Regions from separate parts of the Mus musculus genome. Here region 1 is linked to region 2. A link is a loop called in an ENCODE intact Hi-C map of the cell type or tissue named here. Cell type or tissue: heart. All regions are shown on one strand.

The links. Peaks named below come from ENCODE experiments on the same cell type or tissue, not always from the same donor. Only the 100,000 strongest peaks of a DNase experiment are listed, where the experiment ranks them.
Region 1: it touches region 2 in a loop (2.1-fold over the local background); 3 of 42 quality-filtered maps call a loop at or near these places.

What each region holds. Positions count from the first base shown.
Region 1 is chr12:111,465,713-111,473,712 of GRCm38, reverse strand. No RefSeq gene overlaps it. Among named protein-coding and RNA genes, the nearest start is that of Gm266, 16 kb to the left of the region's middle. In heart, a CTCF peak has its summit at 3,997 (motif pointing right); a DNase peak (open chromatin) is centred at 4,032; H3K27me3 peaks cover 1,369 bases.
Region 2 is chr12:111,268,934-111,276,933 of GRCm38, reverse strand. It overlaps Amn (amnionless), which reads right to left and starts at 5,838. Exons shown (of 12, transcript NM_033603.3): 1 at 5,770-5,838; 2 at 5,119-5,237; 3 at 4,992-5,036; 4 at 2,704-2,791; 5 at 2,358-2,575; 6 at 2,086-2,223; 7 at 1,872-1,980; 8 at 1,695-1,777; 9 at 1,442-1,589; 10 at 1,185-1,362; 11 at 1,008-1,101; 12 at 508-918. The coding sequence starts at 5,812. The coding sequence ends at 805. It overlaps Gm51960 (a long non-coding RNA gene), which reads left to right and starts at 3,198. Exons shown (of 3, transcript XR_003950150.1): 1 at 3,198-4,156; 2 at 4,909-5,114; 3 at 5,719-8,000. In heart, no CTCF peak of the experiment used is centred here; a DNase peak (open chromatin) is centred at 4,333; H3K4me3 peaks cover 3,290 bases; H3K27ac peaks cover 1,718 bases; H3K27me3 peaks cover 8,000 bases.

The DNA of each region.
Region 1 (8,000 bases), 200 kb before region 2:
TTAGCTCATCCATCGGATGCAAGCAGAGCCTACACAGAGTTTTCTGAGATTGCCCATTTGGCTTGGCTTCCACTTACCAAAGAGGCAGAGACAGGGCCCTTTCATCTCTGGGAAACAAGAGGTCAACCCACCAGGGCTCTGAAGTTATGGTCTAAAGCACTCATGACGTAGGAGTCTTCCATCTCTACCGCACCTTGCAGGGCCGACCATGCTGCACGCGGGTGGATGGCTCAGGAGAACCCCTCCTTGCTTCTCAGATCATTGAGACCGTACATCAGGAGCCTCCATCCATTCACACATGTTTAGAGAGGCATAGTCCTAACCGGCACTTTTGTTTCATTTGTTACAGTGCCACTTTGGCCCTTGAACATTTTCCTTTGGTGTTAGAGGGTACTTTCAGGCGTGGGACCATGTCAGGCTCCACCTCTGAGGCCCTTACTGAAGGTTGATTCACCAGGAAGACTGAGCCGCACTATTCCAAACTATTGTTTTAATTCAATGGTTTTCAAAGTGGGGTTATTAAAGCGGTTCCCCTACCCCCTTCCTTTCTTCCTTGTTCTGTTCCTTTAACGGTGATCTTCATGCACTTCTGTTCCACATGATGACTCTTGGCTCCAGGCCTTGTGGGAGCAGCTGTGCTTTGCATGCAAACTGGCGGCCTGGCCCCATTATCCCACAGAAGACCCAATATGCACTGTTCTCATGAACCCACATGGGCTTTGATCTCCACGTCCTCTTTGCTCAGACATAGGAATCAGGAGGTGGCTGAGCAAGGCTCTCTGTTCCCATCTCAGTTACCTGGATACAGTTGCCTTTATTCCCACTTTCCCCACGTTCAGACTGAGTTAGTTATGGCCAGCTTTCAAAAGTAATAAAGAAAAATTCCAAAAGCAAATATCCCATGCATTTTAAGCTGCTCTGGGGCTCTGATAGCATGGTGAAATCTCCCACTATCTTTCCTCCATCCCACCTGGTTTGCAAACCTTTTGTCCATACTGTACATATAACCTGTCCTAACTGTGGGAAATACCTTAATCATTACTGTGTCAACATCTTAGTGTGTGGCTTTACACGTTTTTTATTTTTATTTTTTATTTTTTTATTTTTTTTTAAAGATTTATTTATTTATTTATTTATTTATTTATTATATGTAAGTACACTGTAGCTGTCTTCAGACACTCCAGAAGAGGGGAGTCAGATCTCGTTATGGATGGTTGTGAGCCACCATGTGGTTGCTGGGATTTGAACTCAGGACCTTCGGAAGAGCAGTCGGGTGCTCTTACCCACTGAGCCATCTCACCAGCCCTTTACACGTTTTTTAAAAGATTTATTTATTTCTTATTTATATGAGTACACTGCAGCTGTCTTCAGACACACCAGAAGAGGGCATCAGATTCCATTACAGATGGTTGTGAGACACCATGTGGTTGCTGGGAATTGAACTCAGGACCTCTGGCAAAGCAGTCAGTGCTCTTAACCACTGAGCCATCCATCTCTCCAGCCCCGGGTTTACACTTTTATCCCAAGGACAGTATCATAACAGGCTCTGAGATCTTAGCACTACTGACACCATGTTAGAGACACCATTCTGACCTTAAACCCAGCATATAGGCCCCAATGAGTGCCAAAGTGGGAACAAAGACCCAATCCATCAAAAACCTAACCCACAGTTCCAGGACCCAGGAAAGTCCCTAAGTGAACAAACCCTGCCTTTTGGCTTCTCACTAACTGTTCTTGCTAAGTGAAGTGGGTCAACCAGAATGTATTTTTCTTACATAAGAGATAAAGAACAGTGAAGCCCGAGGCTACATGATTTGGGCAAGTTCACTATGCGGCTGCTGGCAGGCAGTCTAGACTTTCTCTTTGGCTTTGAGAGAGTCATGTGTTTTCTGGTAGGGTTAATTCACAGCAGTGTTTAATACAAATGACTTTTTTAAAAAAAATTCTGATAAGCTGTCGGTATTAACAGCCAAGTAAACAGTGCAGAAGAAAAGAGCTGACCTTGAAGACACAGCAGAAGTGTGTTAGGTAGGGTTATCTAAAGGGACAGAAATGACAATGAAGGAATGATTTGTTAGTGTGACCTACAGCCTGTGTCCCAGCTAGCCCAGCAGTGGCTGTCTCTCCCTAGAAAGGCCAAAACTACTGCTGTTGTTCAGTTAATGAGGCTGGATGTCTCAGCTTGTCTTCAATCATTGGAACCCCAAAGAAGTAGGTTCTAGAACCAATGAAGGACTTCCTCAGCAGCAGAGTAGATGAACTTGTCAGCTGGAGTGAGGCAAGCAGGCAAAAGTGAAGACTTCCTGTTCTCCACCCTTTCATGTGAGCTGCCACTGGGTTTAGGTGGGGTTTCCCACCTCAGATGATGCAATCAAGAAAATTCCAACAGAGGCAAGCTGAACTGGTTGGATTCAGTTGATTCCATTTAGTTGACACACAGATGTAGTCGAACTGTCAACTGCAATTAGTCACCACAAGCAGGAACTACCCAGTGGTCACACCTTTTATCCCAGCATGCTGGAGGCAGATTCAACCACATTCCTGTGTGTTTCAGGACAGCCTGGTCTGCATAGTGAGACTCAACACACACACACACACAGACACACACAGACACACACACACACACACACACAGAAAGAGAGAGCAACTATCCCCAATTAAACACAAAGAAAACATGATTTTAAAAATAGAGCCACAGGGAGCGGAGCAGAGGGCTCAGCAGTTAGAAGTAGATATTCCTTTTGCAGAGGACCTGAATTTGATTCTCAGCACTATGGCTAAAAACCAGCTGTAACTCCAGCTTTGTAACACTCCCTTCTTCTGGCCTCTTTGGGCACCCACATTCACGTACATTTTGCCGACACATAAATAAAACAATATTTAAAGGTAGAAATGGCGCATTAGTGGACCATAAGATCACTTCATCTAGCCTTCTCTACATGTGCATGGAGTCTCTGCAGAAGAAAGGAGAGGGGATGGATAAAACATTACAAGCAGAATGGCTGAGTCAGCCCAAATTAAAAAAAAAAAAAAAGAAGAAGAAGAACACTGTTAGAAATGTAAGATTGGAAATGAAACCCGGGTATGGGGAAATAAAGAAAACCAGCTCACATGCAAAGCCAGATACAGAAATGCTCAGATGTGCATGGATGGAGAGACCGCCCTTCCAGCACAGCAGCCAAACAAGAACTCTGGAAGGACCGCAGAAGACAAGACACCAGGATGTGCCCCAGGTCTGCCGAAAGAGCAAGGCAAGAATGATAAGTCACAGGGGTGGAGGGCTTGCATGATTCTGTGAGACCACGTGGTGGCTGTCATCTGCCATCCCAGCACTCAGAGATGGAGGCAGGAGAATTGCCATGAGTTCAAGTTCAGCTGGAAGAGTTTCAGCCTTGCCTGGCAACAAAATGAGATATTATCTTAAAAATCGAATTTTGATAATCCCAGTACTTGGGAGACAAGCTTTTAAAGCTAGTGTAGTCTCCCTGAGAGCCTCTGTCAGAACACTTCAAAACAAAACAAAACAAACAAACAAAACCCAACCAACCAACAAACAGCAAAAATAACCAATGCTCCCAGCAGGTTAGGCATTGCATTCTTCACAACAACTTAAACTTACAGTTAAAATGCACTATATTCTCATTAAATATTTGGAGATGCACACGGAGCAGTGGTAACATATGCCTTTAATCCCAGCACTTGGGAGACAGAGGCAGGCAGATCTCTGAATTAGAGGCTAGACTGGTCTGTACAGTGAGTTCCAAGACATTGGGCTACACAGAGAAACTCTATCTCCAAAAACAACAACAAAATCATAAAAATAAAAAAGAGATAGTTAGATCTGTTGGCTTACTCTTATAATCCAAGCACTCAGGAGAGTTCATTAGCAAAAAGTGGGTGAGGTCTAGGCTTCACATACACCTAACTTACCCCTCAGCTGCCTGCAGTCCTGATGGGTACCCAGAGCCTGGGAGGAACATACCTGGGAGAGGACTTGAGTCCACCACTAGGGGGCGAAACCAGCTCAATGAACGAACAGTTGCGCCTGTACGTGGTTTTCTCCTCTGGTAGCTGCTTTCCAGGGGCTGCAACTCCGGGGAGCCTCCTGCAGCTTTGGGATCAAGACCTAACTTCCTTTTCCTCAAAGGACCCCGGGACTTTCGGAGACTCTAGATGAGTTTCTGCAGCCCACGGTATCCAGGGTCATTCTTGAGGCACTGAGTGCCCCCCACCCCACCAGTGCAGATCCTGGACCCACTGCCTTACAAAGGATCTTGGATCCCAGAAACCTGTCTGGGGGCCAACAATCTGAGACACAGTCTCTTAAACAGAAGGAACCTAGACACATGTTGTCAAGACAACATCCAGAAGGAGCCCCAGAGTTTAATAGCAGAGGGTTGATGGATCTGCCATCAGCCATCAAGGACTCTGCTTCGTCACCCTACTCTTCCAAAAGCAATATTTACAGATTTTCTTCTAACAGCGAAGAAAACACGATTGAACTGCTTTGGTGACTCCATGCATAACACAGCTTCTGCTCTGTCCTGGGCTTGGTCCCTTTTTCCCAGAGCAAATCGGGAGGGGATGGCCCCGAACTGACCACCTTCCTGTTGGCTACTTTCCTGGGTAAGATGGGGCCCCTCTCCTCCGGTTCGCTTTCTTCCTTCTGCCTGATGCCCCATATCTTTTAGGATCAGAAAGATCCCATTGGTTTACAACCGGCAACAACAACAAAAAGTTTGTATATTTATTTAGGTGTGTGTGTGTGTGTGTGTGTGTGTGTGTGTATTCACACACACGCCGAGGTCTGAGGGTTCTCTCCTTCTACCATGTGGGTTCCTAGGATCAAATTCAGATTGTCCGTTTGGGCAGGGAAGTGATCTTACTCACTGAGCCTGTCACTGGCCCTTGTTTTGTTTTTAAATCAGTCTAGAAATCCTCAGGACAGCACAGTCCTTACCAAAGGACTCTGGAACCATCCTTAGATCCCGCTCTTCCAAATGACACCTCTGTGTGGAATGGCTGAAGTAAACTCACAGCTTTTCCTCTGGATTCAAGGGCCACAGGCTCCTGTCCAGTGGTCCCTTCCTCTCCAGCCCTGAAGGTTAGTGGGGGAGGCCGAATCCTTGTGAAGGCCCCAAGGGCTCAGGCACACCTTGGGGCTCTGGAGCAGAGCTTGCCAGGGAGTGGAGTTAAGAGTCATGAACACCAGAGGGCAAGGAGGACACACAAGCCAGTCATGAAACCTTTGGCTTGAAGTTCTGGACTCTGACTAAGCCTGGGAATTGGCCCTCGGGCCTAGGTCTCTGACGACCATCCTGCCCCTGGAGTCCTTCCTTCAGGCTGCTCTGCCCTAGCCACAGGCAAACTGCAGGTTCCCCCAGAGTGTGACAGTGGAATTTTCCTGGCAGATGCAGGCATGGGAAGGAGAGTTAGAGTCAGAGAAGCTGGGGCAAAGGCTCCAGGTCTGTGCAGCCCGGGGCCTCGTGGGTGTGCTCTGTCGACCGAGCATTGCCCCTGCCTTTCTGGGGTGCTGACTGACTGGGCCACCCATTGTCCTCCATTCTCACTGTTGGCTCTTCCCTTTTCCTGGGTGTTTTGGGAGTTTCCATTTCTCCCTACAATGAGAATCTTTATGTGTGTGATGACATGTTCTATTATTCCTGCTCACATACATTTCTTCTAACAAAAGCCAATTCAAGGTGAGGCCAGCTGCTCTGCCCCTTATTATGTGAGACATTTGGATGAGAGGAAAGCCTTCTTGATTGAGAATCTCCTATTTTCAGTGAGTCAATTAGGATCCCAGAAGCCTTCCCCGACAGCAGCATGCCTTAAGAAAGACAACCTGGCAGATTTCCCAAGTTTTTCGTGGTCATTTTGGGAATCATAGTAATGGATTCTTTTTTTGTTTGTTTGTTTTTTGTTTTGTTTTGTTTTGGGTTTTTTTTTTTTTTTTTTGGATTTTTGAGACAGGGTTTCTCTGTGTAGCCCTGGCTGTCCTGGAACTCACTTTGTAGACCAGGCTGGCCTTGAATTCAGAAATCTGCCTGCCTCTACCTCCCAAGTGCTGGGATTAAAGACATGGATTATGATTTTCAGGGCCAGGCTCTGGAGAGTCAATAATTTACTTTTAAAGTAACAGAAAGCCCTGTGGGGCTCAATTTTGCTGAGATAAAAGAGGGAAATCAAGCCTCAGTAGCAGCTGAATGAACAGTGCTTGTTATAGTTATAGTTAGTTATAGTTATAGTTAGTTATAGTTATAAGTTTATAGTGATTATAGTTAATTTTAATCCCACAAAATCAAAACATTTTAAATAATTATTACTGTGTGTGTGTGAGAGTGTGAATGTGTGTGAGTGTGAGTGTGTGTGTGTGTGTGTGTGTGTGTGTGTGTGTGTGTGTGTGAGTGTGAAGATGTGTTGATACTAACTACCTGTGGTGGAAGAGTAAATTGGCATAGAACTTTTGGAATAACATTTTAAATGACACATATTTATTTGTTTGCATGTGTGTGTGCACGCGTGTGCTCGTGTGTACATGTGCGGAATTGCAATCAAACCATGAGGTTCATGTGAAGATCAGGTGACAACCTATAGTAGTCAACTCTTTCCTTCCTCTGTGGGTCTCAGGAATCAAGCTCAGTGTGTGTGTGTGTGTGTGTGTGTCTGTACAGGTACTAGAGATTGAAGAAGAACACATTGGATCCTCTGGAGCTGTGGTTATACTGGTTGTGAACTGTCTGGCTTGGGTGCTGGCAACCAAGTTTGGGTCTTCTGCAAAATCAATACAAGCTCTTTAAGTTAGAGTCTTACTATGTAGCCCAGGCTGGCCTCAGAGTCAGAGATCCTTCTGCCTCTGTCTCCTGAGCACTGGGATTAAAGGTGTGTGACACCACTGTCTGGCCTGTGTTTTTTTTAATCCCATTCGTTCATTTGTTTACTTTGCATGTATGTGTGAAGTGGTGGTCATGTGTATATGCCACTGCCCACAGATGCGGGCAGACCACAGCTTGTGTGAGGTGGTGGTCATGTGTACACACCACTGCACACACTGCGCACAGATGCACCACACATAGATGAACTACACATACTGCACACAAATGCACCGCACACACTGCACATAGATGCAGTGCACACACTGCACACACTGCACATGGACACACTGCACACAGATGCACTGCACACACTGCACACAGATGCACTGCAACACTGCACACAGATGCACTGCACACAGATGCACTGCAACACTGCACACAGATGCACTGCACACAGATGTATTGCACACACTGCACACAGATGCACTGCACACACTGCACATAGATGAAGGGCAGATGACAACATGTAGGGTCAGTTCTCTGCTTTCACTGTATTTATTTTTTTAATTGAATGGGACAAAAAATAACCTATCTTTTTTCTAAACAGTTTTATTGAGACACAATGAATACTCTATGCCAATATGACCTACACCACTTAGTGAGCCTTCATACACATATTCACATGCAACCATCATGACAAAAGAGAGAAGGACACACAGTCCTTGTCACCAAGAGTTTCCTCACGGCCTTTCTTGATTTGTCCCTTTCATCTCCCCCTGCTCCCTAGCCCCAGGTACCGGCTACTCCACTTTCTTAAAAGAGTCTTCATATTTTTAAAAGTGATGACACTGTGGGTACCAGACTCCCTCGCTCACTGCTTTGAGGACATCATTTTTCAGAGTCCCTGAGAGTAGGGATTTAGCCCACAGATCTCATATCTAGAGGCCAGCTCTGCCCTTTCTAGGACTTCATCTGACCCATACAGTAGCAATTATGCAAAATGACACAGGCACCAGATCAGTCACTTCCATTGTCACAGAAAAAGTCAGGAAACTCCCCAAGTGCCCTCAGAGGGCAGCAGAGGAACAATCATAGTGGACCCAACAATGGAGTCTTGTGAAGTTGTAAGAGAGGAAGGAAGGTCCTTCTCCCTGGGTAGGAACATCACAAGAATGTGACCTTAAC
Region 2 (8,000 bases):
GGTTTTTATGTGCGATCTGCAACTCAAACTGCTCCTCCCACCTGCAAGGCAAGTTATTGAGAGGCTTGCACTGTAGGCTAGGCTGTCCTCAAACTCCTGATCCCCCTGCCTCCATCGCTAGCAGTGGAATTATAGGTATGCACCACCACGCCTAACACTGATCCAACTTTTCCCCCCACAACATTACTAAGAACTGGAGCTGCTGTTTCTGAACACTAAGCTAAAGCTGGACACACTGAGATGACCAGAGGGGTCAAGTTCCTGTCCCTGCGGCTAGCCCCTATAACCAGAGATAGCAGATGCCAACTGGAATGTTCTGACAGGAGGCGGGGCTCGATTCCAGGGAGACTGAACCTGGCAGTGAGCTGACACTGCTTAAAGGTCACCAAACCTAGCCAGGTCAACAACCGGGACAGGTCCACCCCAGCATCAACGGCCATTTGAAGCTGCTGAGTCAGGGAGTCATATGTAAAGCCCCAGCTAATCCTGGAGGCTGAGACAGAGAGATATCTGAGCCCAAAAGTTTAATGCCTTCCTAGAGTACATGGTGAGACGCTCACCTCAAAACAAAACACTGCGCCCGAATGGTAACAGCACTTGCGGCGTGGGTCTGAGGACCAGAGTTCAGATCTCCATCGCTCAAGTAAAGCAAGGTTACAAGTAGGACCAGGCTATCAAGTTAAAAAACAAACAAGCAACTCTTTATTGGGCAAGGTAAGTCTGTCCTTGCCACCAGGAGAGAAGTCACGGTCTCCGAGGGGGTGAACAGTCCACAGGTTAGAAGCCTAGTACCCTTCTAGCAGGTCAGGCCTCTGCCTCTGCCTCCCCAGCAAAGAGTGGGTTAACGAAGCAGCCGAACTTGGTATCAATGTCCAAGATGTCCACCTTCTGAGCTGAGTCAGGTAGCTCGACCGAAGGCTGTGGAGTCACAAGGTCAGAGGGCTCACGATCCCAAGTACCAGTCCCCGGGAGCGCCCTCTCCCCCAAGCTTCTTCCCACAGTCTCACCTGCTGCTTGAAGACAATCGCGTCGAAAATCGGATTTCGGAAACCCAGCGGCAGCCCAGCCGATACGGGCTCAGCGTCTTCATGCCTTCTCCACCTGCAGGAAGTGGGCGCAGGTGAACCCCTGGGGCAGCCCGGCTGGCCTCTCTGGGAGCCTGCCTTCAGGAGGGGCCAGCATACCTGAGCCTTCCGCTGCGGTGCAGCAGAAGGAGCACGGTCCCCAGCAGAGCCAGCAGCACCAAGGCCGCCACGCCGCCCGCCAGCCCGGCACCGGACGAGCTCTGATTCAGCTCTGAGTCTGCCGTCATAGGCTTGCCGGACTGCCGCAGGGTCGCCGACACGATACCGAGCACGCTGCCTGCAAGGAGACGGACTCAGCGGGGCCCGGGAACCCCGGGGTCAGTGAGGGGAGGGAGGGCGCGGAGGGGCGGACTCACCTTGTGCCACCGCGTCCTGGAGGAGCGCGTGGCCCAGCTGCCCCGCCGCGCCGGTCGCGTGCTCGGTCTCCACCAGCACCACCTGGATCTCGGTGTGGGCGTCGCGCAGCACCTTGGACACAGCCACCTGCAGGCCCTGGTACTGGGGCTGCGGAGGGAGGGGGTTGGTCCGGACTCTGTCATCCGACCAAGCGGGACGGTAGAGTCGGGGCTCAGCTGCCAGCAGCCGGCCCCCGGCGTGTGGCTTCCTTACCTGCTTCAGGAAGAGGTCCAGCAGCCGCGCTCGGTACCGCTCCAGGTCAAATGTGGGGTCGTGGGTCAACGACACGATAGCTCCTGGGACAGGAGGACAGGTTAACGTCACGGACCCCAGCAGGAGAGGGAAGCCCACCGGAAGCGCGTTCCAGGGCGGCGGGAGGGGGACGCTCACCGCAGAGGTCACAGCATTGTCCTTGAGGCAGTAGGGGGTCCTGGCAGGCGGCCTGGGGACAGCGGCCGCCCAAGGGCTGCAGCAGAGACGCGCAGATCCACGGCAGCATCTGGGTGGGGGCACGGAGGTGAACGCAGGAAAGCGCAGCGGCAGCCACGCGCCTCAGCGTGGCCGGGGCCGGCCCTCGCGCTGTGCCCGGTCAAGACTCACTCACCTCGGCGTTGCCACAGACGCAGCCCGACGCGTCGGTGCAAGCTTGGGACCCCACTCTCAGCGCGCCCGACCCGTGGAAGCGCAGGCGGCCCTCGCGGGACGCCAGGAAAGCAGTCAGGTCCTCGTCGCGCGAGAACGTCTGCGGGTGGTGGCATCACCAGCGGCCAGGAGAGCGAGGAGAGAGTCTGAGTGCGCGGGCCCACGCGCGCAGCTGCAGGGTGCCGCGGGGACGCGCACAGGGGATGGGACCCCAGCCCTCCCGTGCCTGCTCACCTGGCCCACTGCCGAGACGCTGCGAACGTGCACCGGGTTGGGGCCTGGGCCAAGCGCCACGCGGAAAGATCCATCGCGCGGGAAGAGGACGTCGTCGTAGCTGCAGGGCACGCGCTCGGCGTCCACGGAGAAGAGCCCGGGCGCCTGAGTCCCGGAGCTCCAGAGGTGCGGGTCAAGCCAGGAGAAGCGATCGGGATTGCGGAAGAGCAACGGGGCGCCTGTGTCACCGCGCACCAACCCACTGAGACCTGCTCCGCCTAGTGCTCCCGCGCCCCGCATTCTATAAGCCCCGCCCCTCTAACCACGCCCCGAGAGCGGGGTTCCGAGCCATGCCCATCTTTCTCACCAGGGTTACAAGCTGGGTCCGAGTCGCCTCCTGCAGCGCTGAGTGCAGCTCCCGAGGCCAGGACCAACTCCCCGTCCAGAGGCAGGAGCTGTGGAAAGCGCAGGGTGAGGTGGCGCATGGTCCGGGCACGCACTTCGACCAACTAACACCTCCAGGGCACAAGGGAAAACCCAAGCTGCGACCTTGGTGGGGAGCTAAGTGAAGTCAGGGCCCGGGAACCTTAACGTGGCTGAGGCTAACAGGAAACCCAGCTAGGTCTCACCAGGGAAAGAAAAGAGAAGGCACACCGGGCACATGAGCCAGGGCGAAAGGACCCCCAACTGAGCTGTAGAGGCGACTTGGAGGATCACATCTGACGCTAAGGAGCAGGGCACAGCTGAGAGCCTGGGAATCCATGGAGCACTTGGGGCGGGAGGTGACATTGCCAGCACCCATCACTTGGAGAAAGTATAAGACAAGGTCTCCCGGGTCTTAGAAGCCAGACTTTAAAATATATCCATTTGCCACTGGGGAAGCGGCTTCAGTTTCAGAGAGAGGGACGCAGGAGAAGGAAGGACATCTAAGAGTGATTTTAGCTAGTTTCGAGGCTCCACTACGGGATCATCTCACCGTTCAAATCCAGTTCTGAGCTAGGACTGTGCTGTGCGGAAGGGAAAGACTGATCCGACACTATTTCCTGGTTCCCCAAGCCTCGGGACCTCATCCCTCCATCTTTGTCCCAGAGCTTAGGGAGACGGGGCCACGGGAGCTGCTCCTCACAGGGCCATCAGGTACCAGTCATCACCCACAGCCCAGGCTCTTGTCCCCACTTGGCCTTGCTAGAGCTTCAGACCTGTCCAAAGGCTCACCCTAGACAGAGGAGATGACATAGGCCAGGTACACCCACGCCAAGGGACTCCACCCACGGGTGGGAACAGACATGATGTATTGTAAGCACAGTGGCACCTCAGGATGGGCGCTCTCTCTCTCTCTCTCTCTCTCTCTCTCTCTCACACACACACACACACACACACACACACACACACACACACACCATGTGAATGGAATGTATTCTTATAAAGAACAGGGCTGGGGTAGAACTCGGGGATGGAACACCTACCTACCTAGCATTTGTGAGACCCTGGGTTCTGTCCCTAGCATCACAATAAACGAACAGAACGGAAGAGGAAATAAGACGAGATTGTAGAAAGCTACCCCACTAGGGACCTAGCACTAGTAGATAAACACCAGGCCTGGTCTAGCTGTGGGTGTTCAGTGACAGGTGGCCACATCCAGGCTCCACAGAAGACGGCAGAGGAGTCCAGGGGAAGGGTGGACATCCAAGTACCAAATTACTGTCTGAGGGAGGCTGAGGCAGAGACATGAAACAATGGGGAGAGCTTTCCAGACCTGAGCTTGGGAAAGCAGACTTCAGCGGAAGCGCCAGCAAGCAGAACCTAATCCACACATGCAGGTATGCTTGATATCAAAGACAGAGACTATCCCAGCTTCCAAGATATGAACAGACAATAAATGGCTGGAGCCATGGCCCACTGGTTAAGGTTCAAGACTGCTCTTACAAAGAATGCAGGCTCCCGGTCCACATGGTGGCTCACAACCGGCTGTGATCTGGCGCCCCCTTCTGGCCTCTAGTGGTTCTGCGTGCACAAGTTGCTTGGAGGATGCTAGTCTTTTTTTGGAGAATTGGAACAGAAGGTGGAACTCCCATGTCATCCCGTTAGGAAATTAGCAAAAGGAAGAGCCAGGCGTGGTGGCGCACGCCTTTAATCCCAGCACTTGGGAGGCAGAGGCAGGCGGATTTCTGAGTTCGAGGCCAGCCTGGTCTACGGAGTGAGTTTCAGGACAGCCAGAGCTACACAGAGAAACACAGTCTAGAAAAACCAAAAGAAAAGGAATTAAGGAAGAAAGGAAGAGAGAGAGAGAGTTCATTCTTAGCTCCAACCACAGGGTCTGAACTAGGGTCTCGGGACCATCAGCCTTTATTTATAAAGCACATAGCCTTAGCATGAGGGGAGGCAGGGGCTGTTTAACCTCTTGCTCCTCACCCTCCGGCTAGCTGGGCCACTGGTAGCTTGTTAACATGGCCTCCAGGAAGGGAAGGGCAGGCACGTTTCCCAGAGCCCACCCTGCACTTAGATACTGTGGGGGAGGGGACAGTGGAGCTGGACTGGGAGACCCCACGTACTCTCTGATGTCCTTTCCCAGAGATTGTCTCTACCCAGAGGCTCCATGGCGGCGCACGACCCAGGGCCAGCCATGCCCGCTGAGGCCACAGCCCCGAGCCTTACCATATCCGAGATGGCGTGACTGTCTCGTACCAGGACCGACACCATCTGCAGCAAGAGGTGGCGTTAGGCGCGAGGCTGACCGACCTCCCCACCTCCAGTTCATCCCCTCAACCCCCCACCAAGGTACCTTGTCCGCCGGGAACTGAACCGCATCTCCCGCGCACGGGGTCCGGTTCTGGTTCCAGTTGGAGGCAGTATCGAAGGAGGTATTGGGGACCCAAAGTTTGTAGGCGGCCCGAGTCATTGCTAAAGAAAGGAAGGCTGAGTGTCGCCTTCTGGGAAGGCGACTTTCCAAAGAGGCGCGGCAGAGGTGCACACAGCGCAAGGCGGTCAGGCCCCACCGCGGCGTTCTCAGGCGCACTCTTAGCTGATCTACAGAACCCGCGCAAACATGCCCTTCTCCTCCCTCGGAACGTCGTCTCTATTCACAGCACTCTGACTGCCCGGGGGGGGGGGGGTCGGAGGGGAATCGGCCCTTAGGAAAGAGCTCTGGCGGGAAGCTCACTGGGGCAGAGAGGGGTCCCAGAGCCCGGAGTTGGCGACCCTGTCCCGATTGTGCACAGAGGAGGCGCCAGGGGCTGGGAGGTCCACGGGAATAGGCTGCGGTTTCTCCACTTCCTGGGCTTTGGAAACTTTACCAACCCACGCCAGAGGACCGGGAAATTGAGGCAGGCTGCCAACGCCACCTCCATATCCCAACCTCTCCTGCGATCGCGACCCTTCCTAGAGAAACCTCAGCCTCAATCAAGGTCCAGACCCAGGGGGACACGGGGCCTACCACAGAGCTGCAGCCACAGCAGGACCCGGCCCAGAGCACCCATCTCTCCGCCGAGGCTCTCACAGATGCGGACTTCGCTCCGAGGGCCCCACGTGACCGGGCGGGGCTGAGGGACAGGGGGCGCCCAGATGTTACACATTTACCTTGGGATCGCCCAGCTGTCTCCTGAGGGCCCTTGGAGGAATCTTCTCAGCGGCTTTAGCATCTGCCCTTTAGGACCCAGGACCCTGGGTACCCAATAAGAGGGTGTCGTCCTGACTTTCCCGGTGACACGGTGTGGAGGTGGCCAAGAACCCTGGAACTCAGCCATCTTTGCCCATCTTCTCCAGGCCTGAAGTCTTAGCCTGGGTGTGTGCTCTGCAGGGATTGTGTGGGTTGCAGAACAGACCGGAAGGGATGTCAAAGGCGCGTGAAGGTCCTGGAAGAGAACAAAGAGAGCTAAGGCAGAGAGTGACGTGCCTGGGTAGGCTGGCCATGAAGGCAGGTTAGAGGTGACAGGCAGGGTGCACGATGAATGGAGAATCACCAGTGAGAGAAATGACGGGTGGGCCAGTCACCAAACGGTGGTGGCAGTGGCTTGAGGAGGGCTTCTGTGAGTACATCATTGACAGTGGCACCTGGTGTTGGATGTTAAATTCCTGATAGCAATGGGGATGACAGTGGCTGGAGAGTGACTGGGCTAATGGTAGAGGGTGGCTCACTGATAGCTGTGGATGAGTGGGTAGGGGACAGTGGGTGGTGGCTGGGTGGGAGTGATGGCAGCTGTAGACATGACTAGGTTGTGTGTGTGGGGGGGAAGAGTGGACCGGAAGGGATGTCTGGTGGATGGCAGACTGAGGATGCTGGGAAAGTGGGGTGAAGATGCTGGTGGGGTCCATCTGCAAGGAGTGTTGGCTGAGGTAACAGGAAGGTCGAGGAGAGGTAACAGATTTTATGTGGGATGAGTGGAAACAGACAGTAGATGAGGCGGGTCCCTTGGCAGGGCCGGAAAGAGGATGGAGATCGGGCAAACGGGGTAATGAGAGGCTACCCCAGGCAAGAAGCTTCCCAGCCCAGAGGTCAACATGTCACTCGGGAGTTGTCTCTTGTCATCCAGCCCCGCCCAGTCACATGTCCCTGTGGGGCAAAAATGGATGCCTGAAGAAGATACCAGGGAGGAGTGTGGGTGAACTGTGGGCAGATGAGGTTTGGTTGGTGGGTTGCATGGTGTGACTTCACAGCCAGCTTAGCAGGTTCACCCCAGACACACCTCTGGCTGTGGCTGTGAAGGTCTCTCCAGACACTGATCGGGCCAGACCTGCACTGACTGTGGAAAGTCTTCCTCTCTGCTTCCTGAGCCATACCACAGCGCGATGTGTATGACATACCAGTATGACCAGCCGCCTCATGCCCTCCCTGCCGTCTCCTCCAACTGTAAGCCCAAACACACTTTTCTTTCCTGAGGCCACCTTTGCCAGGTGTTTTGCCACAGTAGGGGTGTTAGAGGAATCACCTTGGGGTCAAGTTTGTGGTAACGGATGGATGGATGCTGTGACGTCTGTCTGGTGATGGTACACTTGTGAATGGTGGACGGATGTGCGGGTGATGGGAGGCAGAGTTGGAGGGATTGTACAGAGGCAGGAATTAAGTGTTGAGGGAAGTTTGCTCTTGGCCTCCAGCTAGGTCAGGCACAAAGGAGACTCTTGGAGGTCACATTCTTCTTGTCTGTTGTTTTATTCCTGAAGAGGAAGCACTGTCACAGACTGGGCTCTGGCTTTCACTGTTGAGCCAGTTTGACCCATGGGACACAAGTGCTAGGTGGGTGTCCCCATGGTGGTCACATGGGAAGGGCAGTCAGTCAGAGTACCTGGGCAAAGAGGCTTCCCATAAGAAACAGCTTGGAACAACAGCAGAAGGAAGAGTTTACAGCTGCCGTGGCCGGGACCAGGAGCAGGCAGGGTGTCTAGAGAAAGCCCTTGGGGATGAATATGAGCCCGACACACGTGGGCACACACTTGTGGTCAGGACCTTCACAGGAAGTAGAAGAAATGCAGACCCTATGGAGTAACTAGTAGTACAGGCGTACTCCTTGGGTAAGGATGGAGCCAGGGGCTTGGCAGTTGCTCAGTTTTGGCTTGACTGGCATCTTGAGTCAACTTATCTGTACATGGGCAACCTTCTTGTGCCAGGGAAGCCATATCCCTCACTAGGCCACTGAAACAGTCACCAGGAGGTTTTCCACTGGTTCATTC